2 separate regions of the Homo sapiens genome follow, and region 2 is linked to region 1. The links are chromatin contacts, found by Hi-C or POLR2A ChIA-PET in ENCODE. All regions are on one chromosome and are shown on one strand. Each heading gives the region's core, a stretch centred on a gene start or an enhancer-like site at or near the end of the contact. The rest is flanking DNA. Distances are from core to core; before and after follow the strand shown. Region 1 holds the start of MKRN1 (makorin ring finger protein 1). Region 2 holds the start of CASP2 (caspase 2).

What was found. A loop is a pair of places that touch in the nucleus more often than their neighbours do. ChIA-PET counts read pairs that join two places held with the same protein, here RNA polymerase II (POLR2A). Pooled maps may share reads with other maps.
Region 2: a pooled map shows a loop between it and region 1 (25-fold over the local background). The contact joins the promoter of CASP2 here to the promoter of MKRN1 in region 1. A Hi-C loop is called at or near these places in 6 of 50 pooled maps. POLR2A ChIA-PET finds 5 or more read pairs at or near these places in 2 of 52 experiments (GM10248 and WTC11).

Annotation. Positions count from the first base shown.
Region 1 is chr7:140,475,855-140,483,609 of GRCh38, reverse strand. MKRN1 (makorin ring finger protein 1) reads left to right here and starts at 4,105. Exons shown (of 8, transcript NM_013446.4): 1 at 4,105-4,450. The coding sequence starts at 4,266. RefSeq lists enhancers at 2,758-3,668, 3,999-4,839 and silencers at 3,975-4,084, 4,375-4,514, 4,795-4,874.
Region 2 is chr7:143,286,332-143,294,086 of GRCh38, reverse strand. It overlaps CASP2 (caspase 2), which reads right to left and starts at 5,736. Exons shown (of 11, transcript NM_032982.4): 1 at 5,558-5,736; 2 at 2,397-2,547; 3 at 1,620-1,787; 4 at 1,389-1,470. The coding sequence starts at 5,631. It overlaps TMEM139 (transmembrane protein 139), which reads right to left. Exons shown (of 3, transcript NM_001282876.2): 3 at 6,039-7,663. The coding sequence ends at 7,258. TMEM139-AS1 (TMEM139 antisense RNA 1) reads left to right here and starts at 7,753. Exons shown (of 3, transcript NR_133932.1): 1 at 7,753-7,755. It also overlaps the pseudogene RN7SL535P. RefSeq lists a silencer at 5,360-6,109.

The sequences.
Region 1 (7,755 bases), core at 2,856-5,355:
GAGGGCAAGCTCATATTCCATCTTGAGGTTACTGAAAGAATGGGGAACATATCCCAAAACAGGATATAAGGGTAAATCATATGGTGGCCAGCAGTTATGGGATGGAGAGAAGCAGAAGCCTGGCTAGCCACAGTGGTCTTGTTAGGTCATTGAAACCATGCAGGTAGCAGCCTTCAGAGACACAATAGGTAGTAAATGTTTCCTTCAGGCTTCAAACGTTGTCAGACTCTCAGCTAATGTTTCCTAGATCTGGGGAAGGGAGGGCTCCAAAGAAAGCCGGGCTGCCTCAGTGTAGATTTTCTCTGCAGATGCAAATCTTTCCCACAAAAGACAGCTTTCCTTCTATTCTTGTATTTCCAACCCTTCCAAAGAGGTATCTTATTTGTTTTTTTTCTTTTTTATTATGAAGTGGTATCTTAAAATACGTCAAAGAAGTTTAATTAATTAATTTATTTATTTTTGAGACAGAGTCTCACTCTGGTGTCCAGGTTGGAGTGCAGTGGCTTGATCTTGGCTCACTGCAACCTCCACCTCCCGGGTTCAAGAGATTCTCCTACCTCAGCCTCCCAAGTAGCTGGGACTACAGACGTGCGCCACCACACCCAGCTAATTTTTGAATTTTTAGTAGAGACAGGTTTTCACCATGTTGGCCAGGCTGGTCTCGATCTCTTGACTTCGTGATCCGCCCGCCTAGGCCTCTCAAAGTGCTGGGATTACAGGTGTGAGCCACCACACCCGGCCTGGATTACTTCTAAAACTATGAAAAGTAAAGTGTAGTTAATTTTTAATTTTGTTTAGAGATAAGGTCTCACTATATTGGCCAGGCTGGGATTACAGACACACGCCACCAAGCCCAGCTAATTTTTGTATTTTTAGTAGACACGGGGGTTTTTCTATGTTGCCTAGGCTGGTCTCGAACTCCTGACCTCATGCAATCCGCCCAACTCTGCCTCCCAAAGTGCTGGGATTACAGGCGTCAGCCACCACGCCTGGCCAGAAGTGTATATTTTGAGGTGAAGTGAAATATTTTGGTTTCCTTCGAGGGGATTGTTAGTTATCTTGCTGTGGTGTGGCCTTAGGAGATGCATTCTTTTCTGTTGTTTTTGCCACCTTCCTTGTTTGCCTGTGTTGGGCACATCGGGGTCTGATGATTAATAGGCTGATTTTCACTTTCAACGTAGAGACTACAGAAAAGTCGAACTTAAGGGCTTATGAAAAACTGCCTATGGAAACTCAGAGTTTAATATGTTGCATCTGAGTGGACAGTAGGCCTTATGGGGAAAAATAATTAAATACACTCTGAGGCCCGGCATGGTAGTTTATGCCTATAATCCCAGCACTTAGGGAGGCCAAGACAGGAGCATCACTTGAGCCCAGGTGCTGGAGACCAGCCTGGCCAATATAGTGAGACCTCATCCCTAAACAAAATTAAAAATTAACTACACTTTACTTTTCATAGTTTTAGAAGTAATCCAGGCCGGGCGTGGTGGCTCACACCTGTAATCCTAGCACTTTGAGAGGCCTAGGCGGGCGGATCACGAAGTCAAGAGATTGAGACCAGCCTGGCCAACATGGTGAAAGCCTGTCTCTACTAAAAATACAAAAATTAGCTGGGTATGGTGGCGCACGTCTGTAGTCCCAGCTACTTGGGAGGCTGAGGCAGGAGAATTGCTTAAACCCGGGAGGCAGAGGTTGCAGTGAGCCGAGATCGCGCCATTGCACTCCAGCCTGGTGACAGAGCAAGACGGTCTCAAAAAAAAAAAAAAAAGTAATCCTCAGAAGCTAGGATATTCCTTATTTCTCAGCCTTAAAATAGAAGGCTCTATTTACAAGAGCCTTCTTTCGGGCTCTCCCTTCCCCAGACCTGAGAGAGATTAACTGAGAGTCTGACAACTTGAAAAGTCTGAAAGAAACATTTACCACCTATTGTGTCTCTAAAGGTTACTACCTGTGTGGTAGCCTTTATTTGCCACAATATGGATAAACCTGCAGGACATTATGCTAAATGAAATAAGCCAGACACAAAGAACAATACTACATTATCTCACTTATACGTGAAGATGTGAAAAAGTTGAATACATAGCAACAGAGTAGAACAGTGGTTTACCAGGAGTGGAGTGGGGAATGGGGACATCAGGTCAAAGGGGACAAAGTTGCAGCTGTGTAGGATGAATAAGTCTAGAGATCTAATGTACCACATGAAGACTATGATTTTTTTTTTTTTTTGAGACGGACTCTCGCTCTTGCCCAGGCTGGAGGGCAGTGGCGTGATCTCAGCTCACTGCAAGCCTCACCTGCCGGGTTCACGCCATTCTCCTGCCTCAGCCTCCCGAGTTGCTGGGACAACAGGCACCCACCACTATGCCCAGCTAATTTTTTGTGTTTTTTGAGTAGAGACGGGCTTTCACCGTGTTAGCTAGGATGGTCTCGATCTCCTGACCTTGTGATCCGCCCGCCTCGGCCCCCAAAGTGCTGGGATTACAGGTGTGAGCCACCGTGCCCGGCGGAAGACTATGATTAATGTTAATAGATAATATTGTATTGTATACTGGAAAATTGCTAAGAGTAGAGCTTGGGTTTTTACCACAAACACATACACAAAATATTCATGTGAGGTGATATGCTAAATCTGCTTGACTGTAGTAATCACTTCACTAGGTACATGTATATTAAAACAATGTTTTACACCTTAAATACATACAATTTTAAAGACGCATTAAAAAAAAAGCTAGGATATTCCAGACATATTTTGTTACTCATTATGTATTCACTGCAGTGTGAAAAGCACAATGCAAAGGGGTTTTTTTTTTTTTTTTTTTGCTTTTTGTTTTTTTTTTTTGAGATGGAGTCTAGCTTTGTCGCCCAGGCTGCAGTGCAGTGGCTAGAGTGCGGTGGCGCGATCTCGGCTCACTGCAAGCTTCGCCTCCCGGGTTCACTCCATTCTCCTGCCTCAGCCTCGGAGTAGCTGGGACTACAGGCGCCCGCCATCATGACCGGCTAATTTTTTTGTATTTTTTAGTAGAGACGGGGTTTCACCGTGTTAGCCAGGATGGTCTCAATCTCCTGACCTGGTGATCCGCCCCCCTCGGCCTCCCAAAGTGCTGGGATTACAGGCGTGAGCCACCGCGCCCGGCCAGTACAAAGGTTTTTAAACAGATTCTCATTTAACTTTCACAGCCATCTCTGAAGTAGGTACTATTATCTATTACTATTATTATTATTTTGAGACGGAATTTCATTCTGTCGCCCAAGCTGGAGTGCAGTGGCGCGATCTCGGCTCACTGCAACCTCCGCCTCCCGGGTTCAAGGAATTCTCCTGCCTCAGCCTCCTGAGTAACTGGGACTAGCCACTACACCCGGCTAATTTTTGTATTTTTAGTAAAGACGGGGTTTCACCACGTTGGCCAGGCTGATCTCGAACTCATGACCTCAGGTGATTCGCCTACCTCAGCCTCCCAAAGTGCTGGGATTACAGGCGTGAGCCACCGCGCCTGGCCTATTATTATTATTATTGTCGTTTTTACAGAGGAGAAAGCAGGAGCACCAAGAGGTAGGATAATTTGCTAGAAGACCCATGGCTTAGAAAGGGAAGCCTGGAGATAAGGGGACCAGCCCTCTAGAGCATTGCTCAGCCAAAATACTTGGCCAAGATCACATCTCTGATACCAGGAATGAGATAACCTTTATTAAGTGTTTACCATGTACCAGGCACTAAGCTCAGTGATTTCTAAGGACATCATATAATCCTCACAGCAACCATATGTGGGTCTGCTGTCATCCTTATTCGAGAGAGGCTGAAACGGAGGCTCAGATAGAACAAGTACCTAGCTCAAATATTACTAGAGAAATGGGAAAGTGCAGATTCAAACCCAGGTCTTCCGACTGCAAGTCCCTAGTCCCCAGCCCCAGCTCCACTATATCAGCCTCTGCTAGGAAGAAAGCCGCTAACTATGGACTTTCGTCGCCGGGGTTTCGAGCCTAGGACACACCTGTACAGACCCCCGTTTGCCCCGCCCCTTTCCGGAGGAGACGTCCCCTCCACCAATGAGCGGCGCCGTGGGCGGGCCGCGGGCGCGCATGCTCTGGGCCCGCAGTTGAAGTGGCGAGAGCGCTCAGATACGCGACGCGTAGCAGGCGGGGACCGAACGGGTGCCTCAGTGTCCTTCCCCTCCCCTCGCCTGGCCTCGCCGTCCTCTCCCCGCAGCCGGACCGGAACTATGTGATCCCGGAAGTTCCGGGGCCTTTGCTGTGTGGGATAAACAGTAATGGCGGAGGCTGCAACTCCCGGAACAACAGCCACAACATCAGGAGCAGGAGCGGCAGCGGCGACGGCGGCAGCAGCCTCCCCCACCCCGATCCCCACAGTCACCGCCCCGTCCCTGGGGGCGGGCGGAGGGGGCGGCGGCAGCGACGGCAGCGGCGGCGGCTGGACTAAACAGGTCACCTGCAGGTAGGACGTTGCGCGGCGGAGCGCCGGGCGCGGGGAGGGGGCCGCGGGCCAAGCCTGCGGCGCGGGAGGGAGGAGGGCGGCCGGCCTGCGGCTAGAGGCGCGGGAGGGCGGGGACCGGCGTTGTCTCGATCTCTGCAGCCCTCGCGGCCCCCGCTGCCGCCGCGTTCCCCCAGTCACTGCGTCAACCCCCGCTGGGCCGCGGAGCCCTCAGCGCTGTCCGCGGAGGCCTGGCGGTGCGCGATTACTGCGGAGCCGCGGGGCTGCACCGCCGCTTACACTTCCCTGAGCGCTGCCTGAGCTGGCTGCGAGCGCATCGGGGAGAGGTGGGCTGGCTCCTCCCCTGCCGCTGGAAGGATGCCCCCGCCGCTGCCTCCGGCTCCCGGGGCTCGGGAGGTGGTCACTTGAGGCCGGTCTCCCAGCGATCCTCTCCGGGCCTAGACACCCCGCCGAGGGCCCCAGCGAGCTTGCCTGGCTCCCGGCCCTCTCCTCTCTCCGTGCCATCCGTTTGTAACGTCTTTTCACGTCCCTCCGTCCCTCCGCCCCCCATCCTCCGCCCAACTGTGAGAAGAAGCTTTTGTATTTCTTCTTTGTATGTTTGTCGAGGTTGGCGGTGCTGAGCTTTGTCTTAGAAGCAGGCGTTCGGGGGCCGGGGTCGTCTTCTCCACCCGCGGTTTTTTTGAGCTGCAGATTATTACCCTCCCCCAGCGCTATGTTCCTCTTTTGAAATTTACGCATCTTCCGAAGGGAGTGAAAGGGCTCTTCGCTCCCGGAAGAGAGAGAGGTTTGGTTTTGGTTTGATATGCGAGACGAAAATATTAGAAAAATTAAGGGATGGCGGTTGTATGGATGTGTATGGTTGTAAAAAACTACCTAGCTCTACGCAGAAGAGGGCATTTAATTGTACGTTTTTTATTTTCCGGTTTTTAAATAGTGATCAGTAGCGACTGTAAGCTTTTCTTTTTCTATCAGTTGAATAAATCAACTGAAATGCCGGTTTTCACCTGGGTGGTATAATTTATATGCAAGTATGTAAAAATGATTCCTAATTAGAACTTGTAGTATTAAGGGTGAAATTTGAAACCTTCCCAGTCTTTGATGTGATACATTTATCCTGGCGACCTTCGAAGGTCTCTCAGCCTTTGATATGATACATTTAAGGTGTGAAGGATAAGCTTAATTATTTTACATAATGGGATGTAGAAAGCATAAACGCAATTTCAGGTCACTTGTCTTATTCATCGGTGGATTGTAAAAGTGGAATATTGCCAGGAATGATGATTTTAAAGTTTCTACTCATGGAGCAAATTATTTGAATATCTGTTTCCCTTTTACAATGCTACAGTTGATCTATATGTGCTAGTTACATCTTTTAAAAGATTGAAACCGGCCTGTCGGGGTGGCTAGGTCGGCGTGGTGGCTCACGCCTGTAATCCCAGCATTTTGGGAGGCTGAGGCGGGCGGATCGCCTGAGGTAAGGAGTTCGAGACCAGCCTGGCCAACATGGTGAAACCCTGTCTCTACTAAGAATACAAAAATTAGGCCGGGCACAGTGGCTCACACCTGTAATCCCAGCACTTTGGGAGGCCAAGGCAGGTGGATCACGAGGTCAGGAGCTCAAGACCAGCCTGGCCAAGATGGTGAAACCCCGTCTCTACTGAAAATACAAAAAACATTAGCCGGGCGTGGTGACAGGCGCTTGTAATCTCAGCTACTCCGGAGGCTGAGGCAGGGAGTTGCTTGAACCCAGGAGGCAGAGGTTGCGGTGAGCCAATATCACACCACTTCACTCCAGCCTGGGCGAAAGTGAAACTCTGTCAGAAGAAAAACAAAAAAGAAAAAGAAAGAAAAGAAAGAGCTTAGATTTACTAGTTTTTGGGGGTTTTTTGTATAGCTTTTGCTTGAGACAGTTTTTTATTGTTGTGCAGATTCCTTGATAGGTCTGGGGTTTTAGTGTTTGACATTGTTTTCGGTTGTTCTAGGTACCAACATGATCTCTTACTTAAAACTATTTTCTCCTTTAGATAGAGGAATGTCAACTATCATTTTTTTTTTTTTTTTTTTGAGACAGAGTTTCCCTCTTGTTTCCCAGGTTGGAGTGCAATGGTGTGATCTCTACTTACCACAACCCCCGCCTCCCAGGTTTAATTGATTCTCCTGCCTCAGTCTCTGGCATTACAGATGCCTTAGTAGCTGGGATTACAGGCGTGCACCACCATGCCCACCTGACTAATTTTGTATTTTTAGTAGAGACGGGCTTTCTCCGTGTTGGTCAGGCTGGTCTTGAACTCCCGACCTCAGGTGATCTGCCGGCCTCAGCCTCCCAAAGTGCTGGGATTAGAGGCGTGAGCCACCGCACCCGGTCTATGATCCTTATCGTTCACTTTGAGCTCTCTGAGAAGAGTAGGGCCCTATTTTATCTGCAGGGCTTTCTTTCCTCAGTTCCTCAGTTTCTTTCCTCAGTTCCAGTATCATGAACAGGATACTCAGTTACTGAGTATCCTGAGCAGATACTGAGTAAATGCTTGAGTGATGTTGATAAAGTCATATACCTAGAATTACCCACTTTAACAGGAACTTTGTAAGATTCCTCTGCTTTCATTAAAAAAAAAAAAAACAAAACTTGTAAATTACCAAAGACAAAGTACTTAACAGAACACATGTGTATCTTCCTTTTTTTTTTTTTTTTTTGAGATGGAGTGTCGCTCTGTCGCCCAGGCTGGAGTGCAGTGGCGAGATCTCAGCTCACTGCAACCTCTGCCTCCTGGGTTCAAGCGATTCTCCTGCCTCAGCCTCCTGAGTAGGTGGGATTACGCCCGGCCACATGTATATTTTTTCTGGAACTACCTTATTCAATCATTCAGTAAGTAAACATTGCACGCCAGCAATGGGAGACACAATATTAGGTGTTCAAGAGAGTGCAGATGTATGTACTGTATTATAAATAAACATTTTCAATATGTTTGCTAGGTAAACATCACCTAAAGAATCAGGTAGAGGTGTGTTTTAGTGTTTGTGCTCATTTCTCCCTATAGCACATCACTCCTGTATCTAGGAATTTGACTAAAGCTATTTTCTTCACTTAGAAGTTTTGATTAGAATGTTTTTAATTGCTCGGAATCACCTGTATTTTCCTACTGGTTACATTTTTTCTAATGTTTCTCCTGGGGTTTTCATTGTGTTTTATACCTTTCCTCAGAAACTGTGTTATGCTGCCACCACCAGGCTGTTTTTCATATCTTTTATTAGAGCAATACTAAGAAACAGAAATGCTCATTGCATCTGCTACCTTGAGTTACCTTGAGTGT
Region 2 (7,755 bases), core at 4,487-6,986, 2.8 Mb before region 1:
GGGCAGAGACTCTTAGTTTTAGCTCACTAAAGGATTCTCTGCACATAGCCTGCATGAAGCATATGCTCAACTGGCTGAATGACCGAATGGGCTAGCTGATAAAAGCCTCGTTCCAATCACTAGGATGCTCCATCAGCAGGCTGGTGGCCCCAAATGTAGTCTTTTCTTATTCAGCTTTTTAGAGGCCAATTGAGCATGAACTTCCTGCCCATACATGCTACTCAAAGGCCCAATTATCACAAAAACTGTTATCTGGGGTGGAAGGGAAATGGACCAACTATTAATAACACCTTGCCTGGGCCGGGCGCAGTGACTCATGCCTGTAATCCCAACACTTTGGGAGGCCGAGGCAGGCAGATCACGAGGTCAGGAGATGGTGAAACCCCATCTCTTACTAAAAACACAAAAAATTAGCTGGGTATGGTGGCACGCACCTGTAATCCTAGCTACTCAGGAGGCTGAGGCAGGAGAATCACTTGAACCCAGGAGGCAGAGTTTGCAGTGAGCCGAGACTGCACCATTGCACTACAGCCTGGACGACAGAGCAAGACTCCATCACAAGAAAAAAAAAAAACAAAAAACCACAAACTCCTGCATAAACTGTCCTACTAGCCCTTAACAAATTTACTGACAACTGTTCCCAATATAAACTATGTCTCAGCTGGGCATGGTGGCTTACGCCTATAATCCCAGCACTTTGGGAGGCCAAGGCGGAAGGATCATTTGAGGCCAGAAGTTTGACACCAGCCTGGGTAACAAAGTGAGACTCCTTCTCTACAAAAAATTTAAAAATGAGCTAGGTGTGGTGGCATGCACCTGTAATCCCAGGTACTTGGGAGGCTGAGGCAGGAGGAGCCCTTCAACCCAGGAGTTCAACGCTGCAGTGAGCTATGGTGGTGTCACTGCATTCCAGCCTGGGTGACAGAACAAGACCCTATTTCTGAAAAAAAACACAACAAAAAAAAAAAAAAACAAAAAAAAGGGCTCATGTTAGGACAAAGCCAGATACCAGACAAGAAAGGGGAAGTCAATCTGGGACACCCCCCTCCTTTTTATTTTATTTTATTTTATTTTTTGAGACTGAGTCTCACTCTGTTGGCAAGGCTGGAGTGCGGTGGCACCGTGTTGGCTCACTGCAACCTCCGTCTCCTGGGTTCTAGCAATTCTCCTGCCCCAGCTTCCCGAGTAGCTGGGATTACAGGCACCCACCACCATGCCCAGCTAGTTTTTATATTTTTAGTAGAGACGGGGTTTCACCATGTTGGCCAGGCTGGTCTCGAACTCCTGACCTCAGGTGATCCACCCGCCTTGGCCCCGCAAAGTGCTGGGATTATAGGCGTAAGCCGTGGCACCTGGCCTGGGACCCCTTTTAGTCCATCAATTCTCACCTGTCGACAGGCGGAGCTTCTTGTAAAGGGGACAGGACTCACACACCGGAAAAGGGAGACTCAAGTCGTAGTCACAGCTCAACTGTAAGAAATCAAAACTCATGATGACAGACCTTAGGGAAGTGGTCCGGTCCAAATACAACAAAATCTAGTCTCCCTCACTCTGACTTACAAATTCCTTTCCAGTCAAACTAACCCTTCCCAACACCCCATATTACTAAAGCTTCATACCGGTGGGAGTACATGCTGAAGCCCAGAAAGGGTGGTGAGCAACATATCCTCCAGGTGGCCTTGCTTGGTCTCCCTCAGTGCTTCACAGAAGGCATCAAAAGCTTGGGGACCCCTCTTAGGCAGCAAGTTGAGGAGTTCCACATTCTGGCTGAAACTGCCCACTTTGGCCTAAGACACAAGAATAAAACATGAAATCATATTTACTTCTCTAGCTATAATTCTATTTCTCCACATGAGCTTCCTAGTAGTGTCCTCATCCAAGAATTCTTTTTACAGGAAAAGTGTATGTATGGGTGAAGTCCTTTCTGTTATTCTTGAGTTATATATCATTTCTCTCAAATGCTCTACGGTAGAAGGGCATTTCCATTTCTTTAGAAAGGTACAACATCCAGCTGGGTGTGGTGGCTCACACCTGTAATCCCAGCACTTTGGGAGGCCGAGGCAGGTGGATCATGAGGTCAGGAGATCGACACCCTCCTGGCTAACACAGTGAAACCCTGTCTCTACTAAAAATCCAAAAAATTAGCCAGGCATGGTGGCACCTGCCTGTAGTCCCAGCTACTTGGGAGGCTGAGGCAGGAGAATCACTTGAACCTGGGAGGCAGAGGCTGCAGTGAGCCAAGATCGCGCCATTGTACTCCAGCCTGGGAGACAGAGACTCTGTCTCAAAAAAAAAAAAAAAAAAAAGGAAGAAAGATACGACACCCTTTCCATATTTTGTCATGCTCTATTCCCACCCCATGATCAATTTATCTTCTCTCTTTTGCCTCCAGATACCTGGATGAGCTCCCTCATTTCCAAGGTGATGATGTCCTTCTCCAGAAGATGTTCTAACAATTCGCTCAACAACAGCTGTTTGGCTAGCACCACTCGGTTCTTTTTTAGAGTTTCCTGATGATGAGGATGCATGCCACACACTCCCAATATCCTACAGATAAACGGTAGAAGGAAAGGCTGTCAAGTCACAATTTGACACAGAAGAGTGGAGTGGAAGAGGCATGAATAGGAAGAACAAAAAGAATAAGACTTACAATAACCAAGATTATGCATATTTCTTAAATCTGGTTAAAGCAAAGATGTACTAAGCAGGAACACATTGATCATAAGAAAATAATGTCTAATTCCTTATGGTTTATGTTCAGCTGAGATCATCTGAGATGAATGGTCTGACTAGAGGAGGGAAATATCTGTCTTAAGCAAAACAATACCCCCAAGTACACATATTTATGAGAAGGAATACTTCTCTGATAGACCAATTTTAATAAAGAGAATTATTTCAGAAAACATCTCACATTATCTAAGCTGGTGAAAGTGATGTAAGTTTATAATGATCTTAGATGAGGGTTAAAACACTATGGTAAAAACTCAAGCCAATGGCTTTAACAGAAAATAAATGAGGCAGACACTAACTCTCTTTCACTAGTGATATAAACATATAATTACATGTTTTTTAAAACTTTTAAGTTCCAGTGACAAAATGGCGAATCCTGTTAAGATGTGGATAAGCAGAAAGTATGACAGAAAGTCACAGTGGATAGGTATTTATCTATTTACTTTAAAAGAGTCTCACTGTGCCACCCAGGCTGGAGTGCAGTGGCTATTCACAGGTATGATCCCATTACAGAGCAGCACAGGAGTTTTGACTTGCTCCATTTTTGACCTGGGCGGGTTCACCCTTCCTTAGGCAACCTGGTGGACCCTGACTCCCAGGACATCACCACACTGATGCTGAACTTAATGTGGACACGTGACTGGCATAGCACACTATAGCCCAGAACTCCTGGACTCAAGCGATCCACCTGCCTCAGCCTCCCAAGTAGTTGGGACTACAGGCATGTGCTGTCACCTCCAGCTAATTTTGCTACAGGCTTGCAAAGAGATCAGCTTCTGCTTATAAACTAAAATAATCCTATTGCCAATATGTCATCTACATGCCTAGTTTACATAAATCCAGAGTTCTCTAGCCTGCCCCGTCACATTTTCCACATATGTAACAGCAGGAAGGGTGGCACCTGATAGCAGTGAAAATACAATAACTTCCATTTATAACTTAAAAACCTACTCTAAAATGCATTCTGATTTCTAAGGTGTTAAAACATGAGGGGAGGCCGGGCACGGTGGCTCATGCCTGTAATCCCTGCACTTTGGGAGGCTAAGGTGGGCAGATCACCTGAGGTCAGGAGTTCAAGACCAGCCTGGCCAACATGGTGAAACCCTGTCTCTACTAAAAATACAAAAAATTAGCCGAGTGTGGTGCTGCATGCCTGTAGTCCTAGCTACTCGGGAGGCTGAGACAGGAGAATCGCTTGAACCTTGGAGATGGAGGTTGCAGTGAGCTGAGATCATTCCACTGCACTCCAGCCTGGGTGACACAGCAAAGACTCCGTCCAAAAAAAAAAAAAAAAAAAAAAAGGGAGGGAAAAAATGTGTATCTTAGAGTCAGTGAAATACCACACATCTATGGAATGGATGCACTTGGCTTGCAGATGCTATTGGGTGAGAGATTTATAGTTAGAAGAGGGAAGAGCTGGGTCCTGGAAGAACTGGGAGAACTAAGATAGCAGGTGGGATCCTAAAACAGATGAAGTGGGTTGGAAGCAGCCAATGAATCTGAGGTTTGGAAAAATGAGTCTGAAACTCCATTTTTTCTTCTTTTTACTGTAATATTTCCATTACCCAAGACTTTCAGGAAAAACTGGCTACAAGAAAAAGAGCTATACAAATAAAAAAACCTATTTAAGAATGAATCACTTTCGAATACGTCAAAGCAGTAATAACGATCACATATAACACTGCAGCTGGGATACTAACCAGTGGTGCAGCAGATTTCTTCCATTAGTTTACCAGTAGTATTCGCTCCTTAAATCGTTCTCTTCCTCTGGTTTCCATGACAGCATTCTTTGGGAGTCTTCTCTCTGCCTACCCAGTTCCTGTTTTCTTTAGAGGGCCTTTGGCCTGCCCTTAATATTGATATTCCATTAGGGACGCCCCTTCAAAGAGCCTTTCCCTAGACAATCTCACCCATACTTGCAACTTACTGACTTATAGTTCTTAACTCTCTCGAGTTCCAGACTTGAATTTTCAATCAACTCTTTAGTTTTAATCTGAAGCATCACCCCCTCTGCACACCCGCTCCTTCCTCTACTCTGTAGTATGAGAGTCTTAAACGTGAACATTATAAAAGTTTCCAATCATTTAGAATTTCAGGACACAACTGGAAGGGGAGGAGGGGCGAAGGGCACCACGGAGTTCCTACGTCTTAATTCTGTGTCCTTCTGCAGGTTCCCTTTGCGAAGACCTTAATCTTCAGTCTCGAGCAGGAGGCATTACAATGTTCTCCTGGGTGATGACTGCCATGAAATGGAATGACCGGGGCAGAGGCATGGACACTCGGAGCCACAGGAACCCCCTTGTTCTGCCAAAAGTACTCAATTTCCAAACCCTGTATTGACTTCTTTGAAAATCTGGTCATTCTATGCAAAGCCATGCAGATCATGATACAATCGATACAAATCAAATGCACATCAGGCAGAGCACCGAGGTCTGCAGAAGGTCTCGTCGATTTTTAAGGAGACAGAGTATGGTCTTTTTATAGTTTCCCTCATAAGGGAGCCAGAGGAAAGGATGAAGAATCTTCAAGAGAACCCAAGAGCGGGCAGGACTGCAAAGACCTCCCCTTTAGAACCCTCGTGGGTTGAACAAAGGGAGGCTGGGGCAGTCTTTTCCCACGAGAGACAAGGCCAAGAGGTCCGCCCGCGGGCCCTTGCGCGGAGTCAGGCTCGGAGCGGCTCGGGCGGGCGTCCCACCCTTGGCAGGAAGCGCGGACACGGCTGCTTTCCGGGGCTCCGAGGGGAGGGGGCTGCAGGGCCGCACGCCTGGGGGCCACGCTCCCCTTCCCTGGGCTCCCCTAAGGAGCCCTAAGACCGTTCCCTACTTACCTGCGTCCCCTGTCAGCGGCCATCAGCTCCTTGTGCTGGAAGGTGGACCAAGACCCCGCGCTCGGCGCCGCCATTTCCCGCTTTTCCCGGGCTCTCCGCTGCGCACCGCCCACAGCCCAAACAAACCGGGGGCCGTCGCTTCCCCCACATCCCTCCCCTCAGACGCGGACGCACACTGCGCCTGCGCCTGCGCCCTGCCGCGCCCACACACCAGGCCACCCAGTCCCCGGCCCGGTGCGTGCGCAGGCGCAGAGCTCTAGCGGCGGCCGCGCGGTCCAATGGGGTGAAGTGGGGTGCTCGGCGGACAGACAAAAGGAGGGGAAGGAGCGGGGCGGGGCAAAGGGCGGGGAAAGAGCGAGGGCGGGCGGGTGTGCTCCGTTCGGCCTGGGAATCCGATTGGTTATCGATTCCCGCGGAAATCACCCCGGTGCCTCTCGCGCCCCCTGGCCGGCCTATGGCGATAACTTCACGGAGACGGGCGTGGCTGGAGTTTTGCTTTATTGAAGTTGAACGGTTGGGGCCAGGCTGCGAAGGAGACTGAGAGCGCGACAAGGCCCTGGACAGATGCCCGCGCGGGGAAGGAAGGCTGGCTTAGGAGGGGGCGTCAGCTATGGTTTAGCAGCTTCCAGCGACCGAAACCTACATCACAGCCGCAGCACACAATTCCAGGAAACCTGGTGCTCAATATTGGGATCTCAGGAATCAGGACCGGCGGCTGGGGTGAAAGCCTAGCGGTCAGAGCTTAGGAGTGAGGCAGAAGCTGTTAGAGACTCTTCGCAAGTGACCCCGGGGCTACATATGGATGATTCAAGAGGGAGTCTCCTCGCCAGAAAGTTCACATGTTTCACTCCTTCTGGCCTTCATACCAACCCATTGTTAAAACTGGAAGTCCCTCCACCTGGGGTCACTGACTCCACTGTTTTCAGATAGGATGGGGACCCTGCACTGGAGACTGCTCTCTAGCCCCTGGGCAGGAGAGGCACAGACACTGCTACGCACGCGGAGCAGGGATCACCAGCGCTTTGACTGACTTTGCTCGTCCAGGAGGCTGGGGACATGCGTGCCCATGCTCAGCCCACCCCCTCTGTAGACACAATTGGTCGCCCATTCTGTTTATAGGAAGTCTTCCATCCTGCACCAGCAGCTGTCCCTAGACAGGGATTGGGAGACATGCAAGTTGCTTGGCTTCCTATTACCTTGTGTTGAAAACACAATAGGCTTTGGGATCAGGAGTTCATTCCAGTTATTTTAATGTTATTTACTAGCAGTGTGCCCTCGTGCACATTATCAAACTCCTCTGACTCTTGGAATCCTCATTTTTCAATAATAACTCACAAAGCTGTCAAGCCTAAGGGTTCTAACAGCTCGAACAGCACCTGGAACAGAAGCAATAGCCGCCACTCAGAGGTTACTTCTTCCTTCTCCGCCTTCTCTGGATCACCTCCCTACCTCATCCTCAATCTAACGCTGGAAATATTGGATATGGGGTAGGTCACCAAATGTTGCCAGAAGACTCAAATTATGCCACCCATATCTCAGCTGGGAAGGGCTTACCGTGGCCTGACTCTCCTCAGGGTCCAAGTCCCCATTTATGATGTCCAGGCAGAAACACTTGTTTCTGACACATAGTAGGCGCTGGAAAATGTTAGTCAAATGAACGAGGTCTGGTGTGGAGAGAAGAGAAATCTTGGGAGAGTCATTTAAGGGGGTGCCCAGTTGTCCTCATAAAAAACACTATCATCATCAGGGTGACCAAAGCAGACATCATAGGCAGGGGGTGGAGTCAGAGGCTCTAATGTGGGGACTGCCGCCAAGCTCTGCAGATCAGGAGCAGTGGACACAGCCCGTGGTCCCCGAAGCCGAAGGTTGATTGGAGCTCTTCCAGGGCTTCCTTCCTGGGCCATGGACCCCTCTGAGGCCATTCGCCTCTGTTCCAGTTTGGCTCTCCTGGACCCCTCTGGATGGCTAGGTTGTTCCTCCTCAGGTGCTGGGGGTATCACAACAGTGCTGTAGGGGGGTGGTTGGTCCAACTCTTGGGGGCGGCACTGGGATTCTAGTCCCACCACGGCCTCTTCATAGACTGGCACTTCAAAGGCTTCATTGTCCCTGAGGGAAGAGAAATAAGGCCATTGGTGGCTTCCATGAAAGAAGCCCTTTTTCCCTTTTTTTTGTCTGCTGTGGGCAAAAGATCCTCTGTT